Regions from separate parts of the Homo sapiens genome. Here region 2 is linked to region 1. A link is an interaction called in ENCODE POLR2A ChIA-PET data of the cell type or tissue named here. Cell type or tissue: MCF 10A. All regions are shown on one strand. Links, peaks and the distances in the headings refer to the core of each region. The heading gives the core; the rest is flanking DNA.

Region 1 (11,087 bases), core at 3,438-8,437:
ATTTTTTAAGTCAGGTTTACATACCATAATTCATAGTTTTAAAGTATATATTTCTAGGAGTTTTGACAGATGTTTCTAGTTATTTAACCTCTACCACAAGCAATATATGGCATAGCTTTATTGTTTAACTTATGAGTATGACCCAAAAGTTGGTGCCCATAGCTTGCATCATTAGGGGCTTACTTTAAAAAATACTTGCAAATGGAGTTTATAATATGGTACATTCCTAATCCATAAACATTTGAATGTGTGGAAAGTAACATTTTCTATAGCTTTATGAAATTGAGGTTCTATTAGCATTTTCCTGACATTTGGATAAGCTAAAATATATTACTCCCCAAAATGGTTTATTCTGTTTCTACTTGAGTGAAACATATTAATTATTCTTATAATAAGGAAAGTAGAAACGTGGTGTTTCTTTAAATCACTTTTCCCAAAAGGGTCCTCTAACTATTTTAATAAGATTGTGATACATATTTATTTTCCATAGGTATATGAAAATAGTAGAAGCTCTACCGACTTACGGTGTCCATTATTATGCAGTAAAGGTAAGTAATTTTACATGACAAAGCTTTCGTGATGATTGAGAGTTATTGCACAATACCAGCTTTTTTCATACTATATAAAAGGCTGATTATATCTTGCCTTTTGTAGCAAATTATAAAGTACATTATTTTTGCAAAATACTTGCTACGTTAAAATGTTTTTCCAAGACCTCTCTTCATCCTAAAATGTTCAGATCATTCTCTTTCGAAACACCTCTGCTTGCTGATTGGTCTTTTTTCCAGTTGGTCACCTTTCTAGCACTACCAGATCTTCATTTGAGAGTGCTTTTGTTTGAAAATTATGCAGTCTCCAGCGTTATTTCAACAGCTTCATAAAATTCTGAAATTTTTACAGGATTTGCAATACCATGTTTTAATCAGTGTATTACATACACTGTATTTTCAGATGTTTTATAAGCAGGGAGAGATTGACAAATATTTTGAGATGATGAAAAGTATTTTCAGATGTTTATAAGCAGGGAGAGATTGACATATTTTGAGATGATGAGATGAAAGTGTTAAGGATATCTTGTTTGGAAGAGAAATAATTTTATAATTGATCAGTTCTTGATTGACTTTTCATGTTATGATAATGTTCATATCTCTATACAATTCAAAATGATGGGGAATTAGAAAATTTACATAATGAGAATACCTGTGCTAAAAATCGGTACCAATTTAACTTTTTTTGTTGTTTGTTTTTGAGATGGAGTCTAGCTCTATTGCCCAGTCTGGAGTGCAGTGGCGTGATCTCAGCTCACTGCAACCTCTGCCTCCCGGGTTTGATCAATTCTCCTGCCTCAGCCCACAGAGTAGCTGGGATTACAGGCATGCACCACCACAGCTGGCTCATTTTTTGTATTTTTAGTGGAGATGGGGTTTCACCATGTTGGCCAGGCTGGTCTTGAACTCCTGACCTCAGGTGATCCACCTGCCTCAGGCTCCCAAAGTGCTGGGATTACAGGCATGAACCACCACGCCTGGCCTCCAATTTAACTTTAATTTCTACTGACTCTGGTGTGCATATAGGTATCTGTCTAAGCCTAAATTTTCCTTTTCCTGTGTCAGTATATTCTTTGCTTTGGCAAAACATAAAAGATAAATTTATGAAAACAATATTACTCACCTCCCCGTATGTACCTCAAACCAATTATTCAAACATCCTGTCATTGAATTGTACAGTTCTCCAAAAGGGTTTTCGATATTCCCGTGTTCATTGTTAATTGTTTTATAAACATCAGGAATTGGAACCACTTTTCTCATCTTTGTAATTCTTTGGAAACGTCCCCAACCTTTTATAACTGGTTACTAATTAAGAGGCAAAGAGCTTTTTTTTTTTTAATGGATAACTGGCTTTTTACTGGATTAATTCTTAGTTGAATTACTTACATTTTATTTATTTTCTCCAACTGTTTAATCAAAACAGTAATGCTTTACTCTTTTTGATGGTATTAACAGTCCTGGACTATTTCAACTTAAAGATTTTATTTGAAGAAACTCCAAGTAGGTGTTTTAATAACAAGTTAGGTTTTTAAATGTTTTGTTTATCAAGACAGCTTTATTTTGACTTGCTGATACTTGTTAAGAGGTGAAATTGCCAGGTGTGGTGGCTCACACCTATAATCCCAGCACTTTGGGAGGCTGAGGTGGGTGGATCATGAGGTCAGGAGATCAAGACCATCCTAGCCAACATAGTGAAACCCCGTCTCTACTAAAATACAAAAAAATTAGCCAGGCATGGTGGTGCACACCTGTAATCCCAGCTGCTAGGGAGGCTGAGGCAGGGGAATTGCTCAAACCCAGAGGCAGAGATTGCAGTGAGCCGAGATCATGCCACTGCACTCCAGCCTGGTGACAGAATGAGACTCCGTCTCAAAAAAAAAAAAAAAAAAAAAGAGGTGAAATTGGTAAATTTTATTCACTTCTAGAAGAGTTAACAGCTAGGTCTTGGTTCTCATGCTTTTTCATCTTCTAGGATAAGCAAGGACTTCCTTGGTGGCTTGGAATAAGCTATAAGGGAATTGGCCAATATGATATACAAGACAAGGTGAAGCCTCGGAAGGTAAGTGTGGATCACTTTAGGAGAACTTTGAACTGTTCAAAACATGTTAATCACAACATAGTTGAAAAGCACACACCATTAGGTTGTTGGGGTTTTTTTGGTTTTTTTTGAGATGGAGTCTCACTTTGTCGCCCAAGCTGGAGTGCAGTGGGCTGATAGTGGCTCACTGCAACCTCCACCTCCTGGGTTCAAGCGAGTCTCCTGCCTCAGCCTCCCAAGTAGCTGGGATTACAGGCACACGCCACCACACCCGGCTAATTTTTGTACTTTTAGTAGAGACGGGGTTTTGCCATGTTGGCCAGGCTGGTCTCAAACTTCTGACCTCAAGTGATCTGCCCACCTTGGCCTCCCGAAATGCTGGGATTATAGGCGTGAGCCACAAGCACACACCATTAGGTTTCTATTTTATGTTAGTATGAACAGGATGATGCCATTTATTTTATAAATTTTATATGTACATTTATGCATATACATATTTGAATTGGATGGTAGACATATAAATGAATAATAAAGACATGACCCAAAAGTTTTGGTGCTAGTGATCTCTCAATGATGCAGGTATAAGTCTTCTTTCTTCTGCTGCTATTATCTCTGTTTCACCATTTTCTGCAGTGAACATGTCTGCTTTTTGTAGAGAAAAATCAGTTGTGTGCTATTTATGAAAGGGTCACAGGCCAGGCATGGTGACTCCTGTCTGTAATCCCAGCACTTTGGGAGGCCAAGGTGGGTGGATCAGAAGGTCAGGAATTTGAGACCAGCCTGGCCAACAAGGTGTAACCCCGTCTCTACTAAAAATACAAAAATTAGCCACGTGTAGTGGCAGGCATCTGTAATCCTAGCTACTCGGGAGGCTGAGGCACGAGCATTGCTTGAATCTGGGAGGCAGAGGTTGCAGTGAGACAAGATTGTGCCACCGCACTCCAGCCTGGGCAACAGAGAGAGACTCCATCTCAAAAAAAAAAAAAAAAAAAAAAAAAAGAGGGTCACAATCTATCAGATTTGGATTTCCAGGGTTAAATAACTAACATTAATGTCCATTTAAAATTTTACTATGAAGCTGTTTTTTTAAAAAAATTCATTATTAGCTGGGTGCGGTAGCTCACACCTGTAATCCCAGCACTTTGGGAGGCTGAGTCGGGTGGGTTGCCTGAGCTCAGGAGTTTGAGATCAGCCAAGGCAACAAGGTGAAACCCCGTCTCTACTAAAATACAAAAAATGAGCTGGGCATAGCGGCATGCGCGTATAGTCCCAGCTCCTCGGGAGGCTGAGGCAGGAAAATTGCTTGAACCTGGGAGGCAGAGGTTGCAGTGAGCCGAGATCACGCCACTGCACTTCAGCCTGGGCGACAGGGTGAGACTTCATCTCAAAAAAAAAAAAAATTCATTATTATTATTATTTTTTGAGATGGAGTCTCGCTGTGTTCCCTTGGCTGGAGTGCAGTGGCCTGATCACAGGTCACTGCAGCCTCGATTTCCCTGGCTCAAGCAATCCTTCCACCTCAGCCTCCCAAGTAGCTTGGACTACAGACACATGCTACCATGCCCAGATCATTTTTAGAAAGTTTTTTGCAGAGACAAAGTCTGACTATTTTTCCCAGACTGGTCTTGAACTCCTGGGCTCAAGCGATCTTCCCACCTTAGCCTCCCAAAGTGCTGGGATTACAGGCACGAGCCACTGTGCTCAGCTGAATCTGCTTCTCTTGATCCAAGCTCAAGTGTACAACACGTTTTTGCCCATATTAGAGTTGAAGAATCCATATAGATCACCATGCAGCTGCTCTTGGCTTCCTTTGGTATGACAGTGACATCAAGACTGACTCATGCTGCCCTGGTTGGTTTTGCCACTCTCCCTGTGCCATCCTGCCATCACTGAAAGCACAGGAGTAAAACAATGGCCTCTAATAACAGACCATGGTCAGCTACCTGCATTATCACAACCTGACATCACAGCCTTAAATAACTCCTGTAATTTCCATCTGTCTCTTGCTTTCATGTGTGTTAGAAAAACAGCCAATCTCTTTATAAAACAGCCCTATAATCATACGTACTCTTCATCTTCTAAGTGTCCATGCAGCTTGAATCATTGCACACAGTCTTCTATGAGTTATGAAAATAAATAAAACCCCCTCTTTTCCCCATTTTATGGTTGTGAAACTGACACAGATAACACAAAAGGGTAGATTAGGGAAAGCCATATCCCCTCTGCCACCCACCTCCAATACTGATCCAGCTTTCCTGGATCAGGCTAGTAGGGCGTTGAGGCTTCTTACTAGAAATTATTGATAAGGCCGAGGGTGGTGGCTCATGCCTGTAATCCCAGTGCTTTTGGAGGTCAAGATGGGAGGACTACTTAAGGCCAGGAGTTCAAGACCAGCCTGAGCAATGTGACAAGACCCCATCTCTACAAAAAAAAAGAAAAAGAAAACTTAACAAATTAGCCAGGCATGGTGGCAAATGCCTGTAGTCCCAGTTATACAGGAGGCTGAGGTAGAAGGATCACTTGAGCCTGGGAGGTTGAGGCTGCAATGAACTATGATCATGCCACTGCACTCCGGCCTGGGTGACAGAGCAAAACCTTGTGTCAGAAAAAAAAAAAAAAAAATCAATGAAAACAACAGCGCATCATTCAACAAGCAGTAGAGGACAATGAGAGAGCATGTTTGTAATCATACTGTTAACATTTTTATTCTATAAGCTCTGTGACCAAGATCAATTTAAGGAATACTTAATTAATTTCCAGGAGGAGTATAAGTACTATTGTTCCTGCTTATATTTCAAAATTGACTTCTAAAACCTAATTTCTAATCAATAATATTAGAAATGAAGGATACCCAATTTTTTCAAATATTTTTTAAAATCAATTTTATTTATTGTTAGCTTTTTTTTTTTTTTTTACCCAGAGTAAGAAATACTCATGAGGGCAAGGAAGAAAAAATGGCAGCAAACACTACAAAAAAATGCTTTAGGGGAAGAAGTCTTCTGCAATCCCCATTTTTCCTCCATGACAACCAGCAACTGTTAAAAAAATGGTACCAGTTCATTTAGATTTTGTCAGTGTATATTCTAAGCATTTACAAAGACAGAGAAATCTAATATATACAGTGTTTCATACCTTGCCATATTTCTCTAGCTCACTTATAAACCGATTTCTTTTCACTTTTTTAAAGCTGCCTAGTGCTTCATGATGTGGAAATACATAATTTATTTAACCACTTCACTTTTGATGGACATCATACTTGTTTCCATTTGTAGGAGTGGAGAGAGTTTGCAGAGCATAATAAAAAAACCCAGTCAAACAAATACCTTACCCTAGTTTATCTATTTTGCAAGACCAAAATGCTGTCTATCATGTTTTCTTAAGGTAGACCTCACTTGTATTGAGATTTTTTTGCTAACTTATTTCTCTTCTGAATTTTACTTAAGAAATAACACTCAGGAGTCTTACTGGTTTTTCTGAATCTTCCATGTAAAATATTAGGACAACTCACAAGTAATTTATTAGCTAATGTGGCTTGATAAGATTGAGCTTCCAGCAGAATGTAAATGCATCTGCTAACAGCAACCAGGCTTTGTCCCAAAACAGTAGTGAATCAGAATCTGCACAGTAAATATTGCAGTTAATTTCCTCTCCTGTACTTATGACTCACAGGCCTTTCTTTACGTTCACAGTTTCATAGAAATTGGCAAATACTTCTTGACACTGATCATAATCAGTTTTGCTTGTTCATTCCAGAGTCTAGAAAAGGGTCAGAAGCTACTTCCTTTTTTGGATTTGCAGGGTTTTTTTATTTCAGTTCCAAAACATGCCACTCCATTTTTAAAAAGACCCTACACAGTCCATCTTTTGTTATCGCTTTTTTTCTTTTTTTTCTTTTTTTTTTTCTTTTTTTTTTTTTTTTTTTTTGAGACGGGGTTTCGCTCTGTTGCCCAGGCTGGAGTGCAATGGCACGATCTTGGCTCACTGCAACCTCCACCTCCTGGGTTCAAGTGATTCTCCTACCTCAGCCTCCCGAGAAGCTGGGATTACAGGTGCCTGCCACCATGCCTGGCTAATTTTTGTATTTTTAGTAGAGACAGGTTTTCACCATGCTGGCCAAGCTGGTCTCGAACTCCTGACCTCAGGCAATCCACCTGCCTCGGGCCTCCCAAAGTGCTGGGAATACAGGCGTGAGCCACCATGCCCGGCCCATGTTATCACTTTCTTGCCTTCTCTTTCTCCGTTTTTTTTTTTGGGGGGTGTCTACTCTGTGCCATTGTTTATTTCTTCCTTTCTTCTTTTGTTAAAATCTGACAATGGATTTTGCTTCCATATATTTATTTTTTATGTCCAGACAATGTAAGGATTGAGGCTGTTTTACAAGTCCCTCTCCTGGCCTAGTTTGCACAAATGAAAGAATGCATAATTTAAAGGACCATGAGCACAGCCTTCTATTAAAGGAGGATCATGCTTCAGCTGTTTGTGTGGACCTGTGCAGGCTGCAAGTTTACCAATGGACCAGCAGGAATGAAGGTCAAATTGGCAAACTGTAATGAAACAAAGGCTATAATGAGAGGCCTTAAGGTGCTCAGCCTCTTGAGCCACATCCCGTCTTGTTACAATTATGTGGCTTAAAAGCAGGCCAGAAGAAGGGAAATTTACTGAGAATAAGTACTAAGAATAAGAAAACTGATGCCGAAAGGCTGTTTTGAAAAGGAGTTGTTCCAAGATCTCCCAGCAGTGACCTTCAGACCTTTCTGTATCAGTTATCACCTGTGAATGTTAAGGGCAGGGAGGTATTTGTTTGACCTCCCAGGGCATCCAGCAGATGCTCTTCAAGTCTTTTATTTATATGGCTTTTTTTTGCCAGTCTGGGGTGCCAACAAGTTGTTTTCAACCAGTGTGTAGTGTAGTACAGTGATGCAGGGAAAGAGTTTGGGAGACATCCCAACCTCTGCCCCTGGTGTCTATTTACTGTGCCACCTTGAGCATGTTGTTTAATCTCTCTTTAAAAGTGGTTTTCTCATCTGCACAAGGGTATTGCCACCAACTGTGTAGGGTGGTTGTAAGACCTAGAGGACAAATTTAGCACCATAGCTGATACGCCATCATCATTAGTAGTAGTGAGAAGACAGACAATAAAAGAGTATGGGAAATATTCTTGGATCACTGGTTAGAGAGGGACACAACATTGCTACAAGCCCACAGCTTTAGTGTACTAAGAATCCACTCTCAAATTTTCTTTCTTTTTTTTTTTTTTTTTCGAGATGGCATTTCACTCACTCTTGTTGCCCCGGGTGGAGTGCAATGGCACGAGCTCAGCTCAGCTCACTGCAACCCCTGCTTCCCGGGTTCAAGGAATTCTCCTGCCTCAGCCTCCCAAGTAGCTGGGATTACAGGCATGCGCCACCATGCCTGGCTAATTTTGTATTTTTAGCAGAGATGGAGTTTCACCATGTTGGTCAGGCTGGTCTCGAACTCCTGACCTCAGGTGATCCACCTGCCTGAGCCTCCCAAAGTTCTGGGAATAGAGATGTGTGCCACTACACCCGGCCTCCACCCTCAAATTTTCTGTTTTCGGAGATGTGTGAGCACTTCTTTCACCTCCTAATTCATTAAGCATCATGCCTGAAGGTGTGACGCAAATTAAAGGAAAAATTTTTAATCCAAAATTACAAACCACAAACATTCAGGGTATTAAAAATTAAGACAATAAGCAGCTTTACTTTTTAATCCTCCCTTTGTGTATGAATATGTCATTGCAAACTCTTAGAGAATGTGAAAACGTACCAGAACTCAACTGAATTCCAAATGGTAAGACATTTGGACTTAGAGACTGATGAAGTTTCACTTAAAGAAAAAAAAAAAAGCAGCCTTGTGTTCCTTCTAAGTATTTATTGTTCAGTATTTCAAGGAAAAATGTCTGTTCTTCATAAAGAAGCAGACAGTGGGTCAGAGACTGAGCCAAGTATTAGTCTATGTCATGACAGATTTGTATCCCTTCGGCAAATACTTCCCCTGGAAAACCAGAGCCTGTCAGATGGCAGAGATAAAATGACATACTGTCGAGGTGTCCATAGTGGGACAAAATGCTTCTCAAGATAAGTATCTTTTTGCCTTATATCATGCCAAGAAAGACTTGAGGTGAACTTCATCACCACAGGGCATGTGAAGGTGGGAAAAGTCTCTTAGCTTTCTGTTTCTGTCTCTATATATATTGGAATTCCCAAATCCCTAAAGCCAAATGAATTAAGTAACAAGCACAAAAGTCTTCCTGTTTTCTTCTCATACAACTACAAGGTTATTTTATTTAAAGACAGTGACTTGGTTATTTCTTTAAGCACAGCTATCTTGAGCATTTCTAAGCTCTTCTTTCCACCATGACCATACCACCTTGGACCTAGATTAGAAGCTACTTCTGACACTGCTGAAATTCTAGATGAGATTAACTGTAGGAGAAGAGAACATGGGTTGTTCTCTTTCTACATTAATGCCAAATAAAGCATGGTATGGAAGAAAATAATTGGATTTTAGAATGTCAACCAGAGACTGGTCCATCCTGTTTATAAAGTGTGTATCTAAGCTTTAACCACACCAGTAATCAATCTGATTGTTAAAACCTTCTGCAGAGTCAGTGGGAGGAGAACTCCCATCCTACAGCATGGATTTGAAATAAGAACCAGTTCTGCATTTCCACTTACCAGCTGGCTGACTCAGAGCTGTCACTCAACTTTCTGGGCCTTCATTTTTTTCAGCTATCAAATTGAGATAACTCTTGTCTGCTGTCCACCTCACAGATCATTGTGAGGACCCAATGAGTTAGTGAGTTATTTCACTGAGTGGGTTATTTTCCCCTCCACACCATACTTTAATTTATAGAAAGTGTATTGTACAGCATGGTCTTTCTCTTCCCCTCCCATAGTTGATCGCAATTAGAATTTTAAGCAGTTCTCGTAAAACATGGAACTTTTAGAAAATTGGTTAGGTATTGGTGAAGAAGATGGAAAGAGGGAGGCCTAGGCAGGCTCCTCTGTCATTTGGAAAGTACCAACTCTGAGTGCAAGGGCAGCTGGGTGGTATTGTCTCTAGGTGGGTGGCCCTGGGCAAAGCTTTAACTCAAGATGTTCTTTTTTTTTTTTTTTTGAGATGGATTCTCGCTCTGTTGCCCAGGCTGGAGTGCAGTGGCGTGATCTTGGCTCACTGCAACCTCCACCTCCCAGGTTCGAGCCATTCTTCTGCCTCACCCTCCTGAGTAGCTGGGACTACAGGCGCACGCCACCACGCCCAGCTAATTTTTGTATTTGTAGTAGAGATGGGGTTTCACCACGTTGGCCAGGCTGGCCTCGAACCCCTGACCTCCTGATCCGCCTGCCTCAGCCTCCCAAAGTGCTGGGATTACAGGTGTGAGCCACCGCGCCTGGCATAACTCAAGATGTTCTATTACTAAAAATAAGGAAAAATAGATCCTAGGGGAGATCAGTAGTTTCTGTCACACTGTATTTGTTTCCTTTGAAGTCTTTGGAGGGATGGTTGGTGAGAAACAAGTAAGCAAAGAAATAAAGACATAAATTTGTAATTATCTTTGATGGAAACAAATGAGATGGGGGACAGTAATGGGATGCAGGGAGGGGACATTTGGTGTGTTCAGGGAAAGCCTCTCTGAGGAAGGTGATGTTTAACCTGAGACCCGAAGGGCAGAAAGCTCATAAAGAACAGTATGGCTTGTTCTCATCAAAGAACAGGGTATGCCGATGGGAAGGAGATAGGCATGTTAGAAACCCAGGAGAAGGCTGGTTGCAGTGGCTCAGCCTATAATCCCAGCACTTTGGGAAGCCGACGTAGGCGGATCACTTGAGGTCTGGAGTACCAGACCAGCCTGGCCAACATGGTGAAACCCTATCTCTACTAAAAATACAAAAATTAGGCCAGGCGTGGTGGCTCATGCCTATAATCCCAGCACTTTGGGAGGCCGAGGTGGGTAGATCACCTGAGGTGAGGAGTTGGAAACCAGCCTGGCCAACATGGTGAAACCCCGTCTCTACTAAAATACAAAAAATTAGCCGGGTGTGGTGGTGGGTGCCTGTAATCTCAGCTACTCAGGAGGCTGAGGCAGGAGAATTGCTTGAACCCGGGAGGTGGAGGTTGCAGTGAGCCAGGATCACACCATTGCACTCTAGCCTGGGTGACAGAGTGAGACTCTGTCTAAAAAAATAAATAAAATAAAAATAAAAATACAAAAATTAGCCAGACATGGTGGCGGGTGCCCATAATCCCAGCTACTTGGGAGGCTGAGGCAAGAGAATTGCTTGAACCCAGGAAGCGGAAGTTACAGTGAGCCAAGATGGCGCCACTGCACACCACTGTAGCTGGAGCTTACGGAGTTCCGTGTAGAAATGGAAGATGCTGCTAGAAGAAAAGGAAGTGGCTGCCAGACAGGCAGAACCATCAGATGTCCATTGTTTTTTCTTTTTTTTTTTTTTGAGACGGAGTCTCACTCTGTCACC
Region 2 (11,087 bases), core at 2,249-7,248, 150 kb before region 1:
TACTTTTAAACTTATAGTATGACTCTGAAATCATCAGTGCAAATAATATGGTTAGACTCCATAATAGGTGTATTCTTTAGAAAATTACTATTAATTTTGATGAAGTTTAGCAAATGAAAATTTGATAAACAACTTCATCTGTTTCCTTTGATTAAAAAGAAGAAAACAAGCTGGGCCCTGTGGCTCATGCCTTTAATCCCGGCACTTTGGGAGGCCGAGGTGAGAGAATTGCTTGAGCCCAAGAGTTCAAGACCAGCCTGGGCAACATGGTCAAACCTCATCTCTACAAAAAATACCCAAAAAATTAGCCAGATATGGTGGTGTGTACCTGTAGTCCCAGCTACTCAAGAGGCTGAGGCAGGAGGATTGCTTGAGCCCAGGAGGTTGAGGTTGCAGTGAGCCGTGATTGCACCACTGCACTCCAGAGAGTTATGTGCTGAAGCTCCCACATTATTGGCTTGCCTGGCTTGTCTGTGAAGTGGGAGTATGCCATGGGCTACTTCACTGGGGAGGACTGAGTATCAAGTGTAAGGCAGAAGAGTGAGACATACTCAAAATGTGGCAATTGCATTTGTTCAAGAAGTATGCAAAGCACCTGTCCAAGAACGACAAGGGGGGTAGGCACAGGCTTGAGGGATCTGTGAGAAAAAAGACAGAGGATGTGGCCTGGGAAACCACAGTGCCTTCCTCAGCCACAGCAGCTGCATTCATTATTTACTGCTGTCTAATGTCATCAGTCTGTTCTAATAGATGTTGTAATGGGATGAACAGCTTTATCTGTTTCCTTTGTGTGATTTGCACATATCCTGTGGGAGCTAAGGATATTGGAGTCAGGTGGTATGAGTTCCAATGCTGGCCCACGTCCTTTACTGGCTGGGTAACTCAGAGCATGTTTCTCAACCCATTTGAGCCTCAGTTTCCTCATCTGTAAAATGGGAACATGATATCTCGTGATGTTGTCGGGTTTAAATGGGAGAGTGCCATGTGACTGCTTAAACAGATGCCTAGAACATGAAAAGAACTCAATAAATTATAGTTTAGAAAAAGGCCTTGGCCACGAAAAGAGGTAAAATAAAAAAAGAGAGAAGGAAAAGCATCCCAGAAATGGGACTATAACATGTTTTACATACTGATATATGTCATATAGGTGAAATTACCTAAAATAAGAATGAGAGGAAATGGATATTTTAAAGCAGAAGCATTAAATTATGATTGATCTGATAAATTGTTGCAACCTTTTTATAGCACAGTCTAGTTGTTTCCAGTCAAAATGTAAGATATTTGTTCTCTATGACCAAGCATTTCCATTTCAGGAAATCCTCCTAAGGACATTCTCATGTAATGGCGCACGTGCAAGGATTTTCATATTTTCATATTTCAAATAGCAAAGCAGTGAGAATAAACAGAATAGTTCATTAAATGACAGTACCTCGGTACTATGGGATTCTATGAGATCAGGAGAGAGAATGGAGTTGAAAATTGGCTCAGATAATTGTCAATGATATATTTTTTGGGTAAAAACAAAAATATTGGCCCAGATAATTGTCAATGATATATTTTTTGGGTAAAAACAAAAATATTGGCCCAGATAATTGTCAATGATATATTTTTTGGGTAAAAACAAAAACAAAGTACAAGACAATATATGGGATGTGTACATGTGTATGTATATATGTATGTATGTGTATTGTTATGGATATATGCAAGCAATGTGTGTATGTATGTGTTCATGTATGTGTGGAGGGATGGGGCTGGACATGTATAGCCCAAATTATTAATAAATAATTTTTACCTCTGGGAAGTGTAAGTGGATGAAGGAGAAGTTTCTGCTTCTCTTACTTTCATATTATTCTGAAATCAAATATTTTATAGCAAGAATATCTATAATATTTTTACAATTTTGTAAAATGTCCTATTCAAAACATTTGATCCAGGCTCTTGTGTAGACCATTTCTGGAGAATAAAGATCTGTTTAATTTAACTTTGTGTCCATTCACACAGTGCCAGAAGGTAGTAGTGTCTCCAAGTGTTTGTCTAGTATGTCCATTTAAAAATGATTGTTCACTTGGCACGGTGGCTCATACCTGTAAACCCAACACTTTGGGAGGTTGAGATGGGTGGATCACTTGAGTCCAGGAGTTCACGACCAGCCTGGGCAACATGGCAAAATTTCATCTCTACAAAAAATACAAATTAGTCGGGCATAGTGGCAACACCTGTAGTTCTAGCTACTCAGGAGGCTGAGGTGGGAGGATCACTTGAGCCCAGGAGGTTGAGGCTGCAGTGTGCTGTGATCATCCCACTGCACTCCAGCCTGGGCAACAGAGTGAGACCCTGTCTAAAAACAAAACAAAACAACAAGAAAAATACAAAGACTATTAATTATTATTGATATGAATACTATTGAAAAAAAAGGTCGTGTTTGTGCTCTTTTAAGAACTATAGAGTTTTTATCATTAAAGCAACATATGTTAATAAATTTAATTGTTAGAGATATGCATGGCTTAGAACATGAAGGTTCTTTAATGGTTATTAACAGGGCATATATTTGCCAGATATTTTCTAAACCTATAGTGACATACATATCATATCATTATAATATAAATTTTTACAGAGGTGAGATCACCCTATACTTACCTGGCAGGGGAGATACCATGATCACGAGGTGAGATCACCCCACATAATTTATTCTAAAATGTATTTACTTACATGTCTTACATACTGATATATGTCATTATTTTTAATAAGTGTTGTATATTCAATGGTATGAATGAACCATAATTAATTTTTAATAATTACATCAGTCTCCTATTGATGGACATTAAGTTGTTGTCAATTTTTTTTGTTTTTGTTTTTGTTTTTGTTTTTTGAGACAGAGCCTTGCTCTGTTGCCTAGGTTGGAGTGCAGTGATGCAATCTCGGCCCACTGCAACCTCCGCCTCCTGGGTTCAAACAATTCTCCTGCCTTAGCCTCCCAAGTAGCCGGGATTACAAGCCTGTGCCACCATGACCAGCTAATTTTGTGTGTGTGTGTGTGTGTGTGTGTGTGTGTGTGTGTGTGTGTGTGTTTTGTAGAGGTGGGGTTTTTCCATGTTGGCCAGATTGATCTCAAACTCCTGGCCTCAAATGATCTGCCCCCTCCTCAGCCTCTCAAAGTGCTGGGATTACGGGCATAAGCCACCATGCTTGACCTGTTTCTAATTTTTACTAAGACAATGCTACAGTAACCATTCTTATACATAAAACATTTGTGGGAGCATTTCTGTGAAGTGAATACTTTGAAATGATATTGCTGGAATTTGGAAGGAATTTGGTTTTCCGAAAATTCCACAGCTGAGTGCGGTGGCTCACACCTGTAATCCCAGCACTTTGGGAGGCCGAGGCGGGTGTATCACTTGAAGTCAAGAGTTCAAGATGAGCCTGGCCAACATGGTGAAGCCCCGTCTGTAATAATACTAAAATTAGCCAGGCGTGGTGAAGTGCGCATGTAATCCCAGCTATTCAGAGGCTAAGGCAGGAGAATTGCTTGATTCGGGAGGCAGTTTGTGGTGAGTCGAGATTGCTTCACTGCACCCCAGCCTGGGCAACAGAGCAAGACTCCATCTCAAAAAAAAGAAAAAAAACAAAGGTTGTATCTATTTATGCTACTACCAAGTGAATAAGAATCATTCTTGTCCACATTCTAGCTAGCAACTTTGATTTATACCAGTCTGCTGGCCAAAAATGTACATTTTATTTGTTTTTATTTTACTTCATTTATTAGTAGAGATGTCCAATTTCCATAACTTTCTTAAGGACCATGATACTTGGAATACTGGAGTTGTTCTTGCCCGATAACATTGGGGGAAACACATACTGTGTTTTGTCACAGTATAAATTGGTTTGAGAACAATTTTAGAGCCAGACTTGAGAGCAGGTTTTAGTCTCCTAGAGAATATTTGTCATCTCAGAGTGATATGGAATTTCCTTGTATAGTTAAAATAGGTTTATATAGAGCATTGCTGGTTAAAACCCAAGTGCCATAAAGATAGATGTTCACACAGCCTCTCTGTTATGCACTAAAATCTTAAGCTTTAGAAATGGCTGAGAATAGTTATTGCTTTTTATAATCACTATACTATTCGGTTTCATATTGTGGTTTCCTCCTTTACTGTTTAGTGAATTTCAGCAATTTTGTTTTATCTCTTCTGTAAATGGCCTAAACTTCATTTAGATGAACTGAGAAGGAATCACCAAGGCCTTTATTTATTTTTTTAAAAAAACAAGTGAGAAAGCTTGGGGTAGGAGAACAGAATGCTGCACCATTTATTTTTTCTTTTTTGTCTTAGATGCCCAGGGGTTTTTGAGCTTCTTTGGCCATCTAAATTCATATTTATTAACTTAAATATAATTTAACCAGAGTCGAATTGTCTCGATGAGATTTCATAGCCACGAGCGACCATGAAACTGTCATTTGTCTCATTTGGGGAGGCACCAGAACTGATTACTCAGGAGATGATTGAAACTGCTGATCCCATTAATGCCATGGTTATTCTGGAGATAGTGCCCTGAGGGTGAAGATGGGTTGACCCACAGATTTGTTTGTATATAGACTTTAACCAGAGCCAGGCTGACTCAGAGGCAAACTGGAATTGCTGCAGGAAGTTTCCCAATGAATGTTTTTGTCATATTTTTTAGCTGCTCACTCACCACTGGCATACCATTAGCACCCAGTCTCCCTTCTGGAGGTGCCCACCAGGCAGATGGCAAAATGGCAGGTCCCAGCGCATGCTTCCTGCCGTGGCCACCAAGGGGCCAGCTTGTCCTCTGTCTGTCCCCTGGTTCAGCTTGGCTAAACTTGCATGTTCCTGTCTTCTGAGTTTGAGCTAAAAGGACAGGATGTTTGGAAGTCAGAATCATCAAGGCAGTAACTGAGGTGAGTGGGACAGGCAAGATAGTCGCGTGACATAACTTGTTACTTTGCTCCCTGTGGGTTCTCTTGTTTTGTGTTCATTTTCTAAGCCTGATTTAAACATCCATTCTTTGCTTCTTTCATCCTGAGAGGCCTGATTTGGTTCAGGGATCAATATCACCCCCTTGCCCATATAACTTGGGTAAATACTGATTGATTGGTCTCTAACCCAGTGCTTCCCTACTTTCTCTGATGTCATAGAATACACAGAAAATGATAGTGTTTGTGTGGCACCTGGAGTAAATGGAAGAAGCTGCTCAGGCTGGAGGTGATCACCAAATTGTCTCTGGCTGCCTCCAGTCCTGAAAAGACCAATAGCTCAGTACACCTGTTGCCTCAGTACACTGGTTTTGAAGCTGTGGTTGAAGCTAGTCATGATGACCTTATTCCTCTGCCAGGGATTGGTTAAGGGTAAACATAGGACCCAGCTCTGGTCAATGGGGAGCCATTTCTTAAAAAGCTGTCTGTTCTTGAAAATAGGCATGGCTGGGCCAGGTGCAGTGGCTCACGCCTGTAATCCTAGCACTTTGGGAGGCCAAGGCAGGCGGATCACGAGGTCAGGAGATTGAGACCATCCTGGCTAACATGGTGAAATTCCGTCTCTACTAAAAATACAAAAAATTAGCCAGGCGTGGTGGCAGGCGCCTGTAGTCCCAGCTACTCGGGAGGCTGAGGCAGGAGAATGGCGTGAACCCAGGAGGCGGAGCTTGCAGTGAGCTGAGATTGTGCCACTGCACCCCAGCCTGGGCAACAGAGCAAGACTCCGTCTCAAAAAAAAAAAAAAAGGCATGGAGGCCAGGTGCAGAGGCTCATACCTATGATCCCAACACTTTGGGAGGTCAAGATGGGAGGATCACTTGAGCTCAGGAGTTCAAGACCAGCCCGGGCAACATGGCAAGACCCATCTCTATTTAAAAAAAAAAAAAAAACATGGTAAAAAGAAGTGATCCTTTTTTTTGGAGTGGAGATGTGAGAGCTTCAAGGATGGCAGCTATATTGCAACCATGAGGGAATGTTACGTAAGAAGAATGGGCCGGGTGGAAAAATAGAAGAAGCCTGGGACTTTTACGATATTGCTAATCTGTTGACCTCACCAACCTTGGCACTGCCCTACCTGGAGATACTGAGAATATAGATCCATATTATTAAAGTTATTTTCACTTTTTGTTTGTTTTTTTTTTTTTTACTGTAAAAAGCATTCTGATACAATATAAGCTCAGGACTTGAAGGTCAGGACTTATAGAAGAATTGTCCAACAACAACAACAAAAGTATTCAAAATGAAAAACTTTTTAGGAAACATATAATAAAAATTGGAGATGTGCTGATATAAGGAAAATGTTTAAGTTCAGAATAAGATGGGCAGGAATAGAAAGAAATTGTTTAAAATTCACAGTTCTTTATTTTAAAAAGTATGGGATTTTTAAATTAACATGATAGTTTGTTTTTGTTTTTTGTTTGTTTTTTTGGGGGGGGGGTTGGCTTTTTGTTGTTGTTGTTTTGAGATGGAGTCTCACTCTGTCACCCAGGCTGGAGTGCAGTGGCACGATCCCGGCTCACTGCAACCTCCGCCTTCCAGTTTCAAGCGATTCTCCTGCCTCAGCTTCCTGAGTAGCTGGAATTACAGGCATGCGCCACCGTGCCCAGCTAATTTTGTACTTTTAGTAGAGATGGGGTGTTACCATGTTGGTCAGGCTGGTCTCGAGCTCCTGACTTCGTGATAGTTGTCTTAACCAGAAATATTTACCAGTGTCTCAGTGAAATGCTAGAGAACTGGAAAGGATTCCAATTAACAATTGTGAGAGGCAGAAGAGCACACAAGTCAAGAGCCTGAAATTTGGAGCCAAACTGTGTAGGTTCAAAGCCTTCATCTGCTACTTCCTGGCTGTGATTTCATGTAAGTTATTTAACCTCTCTATGCCTCAGTGTTCTCATCTGTAAAATGGAGATAATAATAATAGTCCCGACCTCAAAGTTATTGTGGAGTTTATATTTATAATAAACAGGAACAGAGTATGGCACATATGAAGTACTATATAAGTGCTTGTTATTATTAATCTACAATTATCACCTAAACCTATACCTGTGCAAACAAAAAGTCACTTAAACACAAATGCTTCTACTACTTCACAGTCACTAAAATAACTAAAATTAAGAAGACCTATAATACCACATTTTGGCAAAGATGTGGGATAACCAGATCTCTCATATATTGGCAGTGTAAAATGGTATGACCTTTTAGGAAATTATTTGGCAGTTAAACGTACATTCATCCTATGATCTGTTAGCTCTATTCATGCACATTTATTCAAGAGAAATGAAAACATATGCATGTGCACACACATGCATACACACACAGCTTGTAAAAGAATATTCATAGCTTATAACTTCTAATACCCCCAAACTGAGAACAACTGATTTCCATTAACAAGAGAGGAGATAAATAAACTATACTATATTCATGCAATGGATACTACTCAGCGATCAGAAAATGAATGAATTGCTAATACATGCAACACCATGAATGAATATCAAAAACATTTTGCTCAGTAAAAGAAGCCAGGTATTAAAAAATACATACTCCATAATTCAATTTGTATGAAGTTCTACAACAGGAAAAACTAATCTATTGTGATAGAAATCTGAATAGTGGTTGTTATGGGAGGTAGGGAAAGATTGGCAGAGGTAGCTTTCTGGAAAAGTTTTATATCTTGGGGGGGATGTGGATAACATGGCTGTAATACCTAAAATATGTATTTTTATTATGCATCATTTATAGTGTAATTTTCTAAATGAAACAAAAAGCAGTAACAGACACTGCCCAGGTTTTGAGTAGTAAATGCACAAGATGAGCATCTTTTTATCCCAGGTAGCAAGGAAGCTGACAAATACTACTGGTAGCAAGGAAGCTGACAAATACTACTAAAACCATGTCACAAGGACTTGGAAACTGGCTTGAAGAGGCTCTCACTCACCAAAATGGCCCAATCTGAATATCAGTAAAGAAAATTTTAAAAAAAGAAAATAACTTTAATGGATTGAAACACATAAATTATATTTAAATGCATATGTTCATAATGACAAAATGCACTTTGACCACCCTTGAAAGTACCCAACTCGTTATTTTGGAAACTGGCAAATAAAGATAAAGAGTCAAACATTTTCTCTGCCTTTCTTGTATGAATTATACTACTGGGTAACCAATTAATAGATAAGGAAAAAAATCTCTCATTATAGAAATATTCTCACTAGTAAGTAAGGGATAATAGAATTAGAATGCCATCATACTGCCACTTCTAATTAATTAAATGATATAGCTGTTGAGCATTAGCAGCTGCTAATGTCACAAAAAGAAATGGCTCTTCTAATGAAAAAACACAAGTGGCGACCTATGAGATAGTATTGCCAAAAAAGATCTAACTGAAATCTGATAAAGCCTTGGGACTCAACCAACCTACAGGAACCATGGTAAACAGAGGAACATTTAAGTGACACCAAGGGAATGCAATCAGCAAAACTTAGGTGCTAGGAGAATTTACAGGATAAACAGCCTAGTTTCTTCAACAAATGAATTGCAATGAGAGAGAGAGGAGAGAAAAAGAGAGAGATGGATGGAACAGGAACCTGTAGGTTAACAGAGACCTAAGGAAAATATCAACCAGTTGCAAAATGTGGAGCTTTTTTTTATTTTGATTCAAACAAACTTGGGGAAAAAAGACATTAATCAGATAATTGGATATTTGAAGACTAGAGATCTGATGATATTAAGGAATTACTGTTAACTTTTTTAAGTATTTAGGGTTATGTTTAAAAAAGAGTCCTTATCTTTTATATTGAATTATTTACAGATGAAATTACTTAAGTCTTGGTTTTGCTTCAAAATAATACATATAGGAGGACAGAAAGTAGGCAAGAATATAAATGAAACAATATTAGCCAGGTGTTGATAACTTGAAACTAGGTGGAAAAATGGGAGGTGGTTATGACACTGGTCTTTGACTTTTTGTGTGTACTTGAAATTTTCCACTACAAAAACTTTTTTGTTTTGGTTTTAAAGGAATACAAAGGGAGAGAGAAAGGGGAAAACAAAACTCCAGGTTCTGCAGAAAGACAGGAAGGAAATCTAACAGAATGCCTGAGTGTTAACCCCTGGATGCATTCCACCTTGTCTACAATGGCCAAATGGAAAGGCCATTTGTAAGAGCATGGGCCCTGGGTTCAAATCCTGTTCTTCTACCCCCAACTGGGGAGACTTATGCTACCAGACATCTCCGTGCTTCAGTTTCCCATTTGTAAAATGGATTTCAAGAATGAACTTTGAATACCCTTTTCTCTTCATTTTTCCAAACACAGAGATGAGACTCAATTTTACAAAGTTTATGTGCGTCACCTAAAAAACTGCACGTGCCTTATGGTAAAACCAAGTCAAAAGTCATGGCCTTCAACCTGTGAAACAGACAGAAAGGAAACCCCTATCATGCCTGCTTCTCTCCCTACCTCTTTTCATCTCTGTTTTTCCATTTATGGTTAAGAAAACAAGAAAATTCGCCGAGCACAAAAGTTTTCCCTCTTTTTCTGTCTAGAGGGGAATATGAGTAATGAACTTTTCCATCAGGGTTGTTTTTCCTGGACATAGTGCACCCCCTCCAGCTGCTAAAACATGTGATCCTGAAGGAGACCTTAAATAAACTTAAATGTTCCTTATCGGTCAGTCCCAGTTTGTACTAAATTATGAATTAATTTTCTGTATTTGGTACTTTTCCTTTTTAAACAGAAGTTCTATTCATTCAAAATATTAGTTGAGAACTTTCCAGGTTCCACGTGTTATAGCCCTGAACAAGGCAGAAATGGTCCTGAAACCAACTAACCTGTGGCTGGCTCTTTCCTGACCTCCAGTCTTAATCCAGGAGCTCACTCTCCCCATACAGCGTTCTCCACCCCTCTTTATCATGTCCTCCTGCTTTATTTTCCTCCTAAGTCTTACTCTTGTCTGAAATTACCTCATTTATGAATTAAATTATTTTTTGTTTCATGCCACCCTCTGGATACCTCTCCTGCTCACTGCTGTTCCCCCACCACTTAGCACCATGCCCAGCAGAGCTAGCTACATAATTTACCAGACTCTACATATCTTTTCTGTGTCTATAGCCAAATACCACAGACTGGGTAATTTATAAAGAAAACAGATTTATTTGGCTCATGGTTCTGGAGGCTGGGAAGTCCAACAACATGGCACTGGCATCTGGCAGGGTCATCCCATGGCTGAAGGCAGAAGGGTGCACAGGTTCACAGGAAGAAACAGGAAAAATGTGGGCTGAACTTATCTTTTATTAGAAGCCCACCTCCATGATAACTCATCTACTTCTGTGACAATGAATTAATAATCCATTATCATGTCTTGAAGGTCCCACTTCTTTTTTTGTTTGTTTATTTGTTTGTTTTTGAGGCAGGGTCTCACTGTGTCACCCAGGCTGAAGTGTAGTGGCAGAGTCTTGGCTCACTGCAGCCTCAACCTCCCAGGCTCAAGTGATTCTCCTACCTCAGCCTCCTGAGTATCTGGGACTATAGGCGCATGCCACCACACTTGGCTAATTTTTGTGTATTTTGTAGAGATGGAGTTTCACTATATTGCCCAGGCTGGTCTCAAACTCCTGAACTCAAGCAATCTGTTTTTTTTGGCTTCCCAAACTGCTGGGATTACAGGCATGTGCCCCCCGGATCTGGCCAGTCCCACCTCTTAATACTGTGAAAATGGCAATCAAATTTTAACATGAGTTTTAGTGGGGACATTCAAACCATAGCACAATGCAAAATGAAAATGTGGGATTCCTTGTTCAAAAATGATTAAGAATTGTGAGACAGCAGAACACTAAACCAAGCATGAGGCCCTTCTGAGCACTGAATCCTGTGGGCCTACATAGGCCACACACCCAGCTCTGACATCCAATACCTGATAGACATTCAAAAAATAATTACTGCAGTGAATGCAAATTTAAGAAAAATCATCAGGTATCCAAGGAGCTCTGACATACAGATTGATAAAAGATTAAAAACAGAAACCAGCATGTGTGTGAAAGAAATGTGTAATTCCTCAATTGCAGAGTTGACTATGAGGTGACAAATAAAGTGATTACTCT

Evidence for each region. ChIA-PET counts read pairs that join two places held together with the same protein. Peaks named below come from ENCODE experiments on the same cell type or tissue, not always from the same donor. Only the 100,000 strongest peaks of a DNase experiment are listed, where the experiment ranks them.
Region 2: POLR2A ChIA-PET joins it to region 1 with 7 read pairs; 2 of 35 experiments call an interaction of 5 or more read pairs at or near these places.

The regions. Positions count from the first base shown.
Region 1 is chr3:69,207,783-69,218,869 of GRCh38, reverse strand. FRMD4B (FERM domain containing 4B) reads left to right here. Exons shown (of 23, transcript NM_015123.3): 10 at 491-548; 11 at 2,521-2,607. Among named protein-coding and RNA genes, the nearest start is that of LMOD3, 91 kb to the right of the region's middle. In MCF 10A, for the core only: no CTCF peak of the experiment used is centred there; a DNase peak (open chromatin) is centred at 6,229.
Region 2 is chr3:69,358,042-69,369,128 of GRCh38, reverse strand. All of the region lies in intron 1 of FRMD4B (FERM domain containing 4B), which reads left to right. Among named protein-coding and RNA genes, the nearest start is that of FRMD4B, 23 kb to the left of the region's middle. In MCF 10A, for the core only: no CTCF peak of the experiment used is centred there; a DNase peak (open chromatin) is centred at 4,578.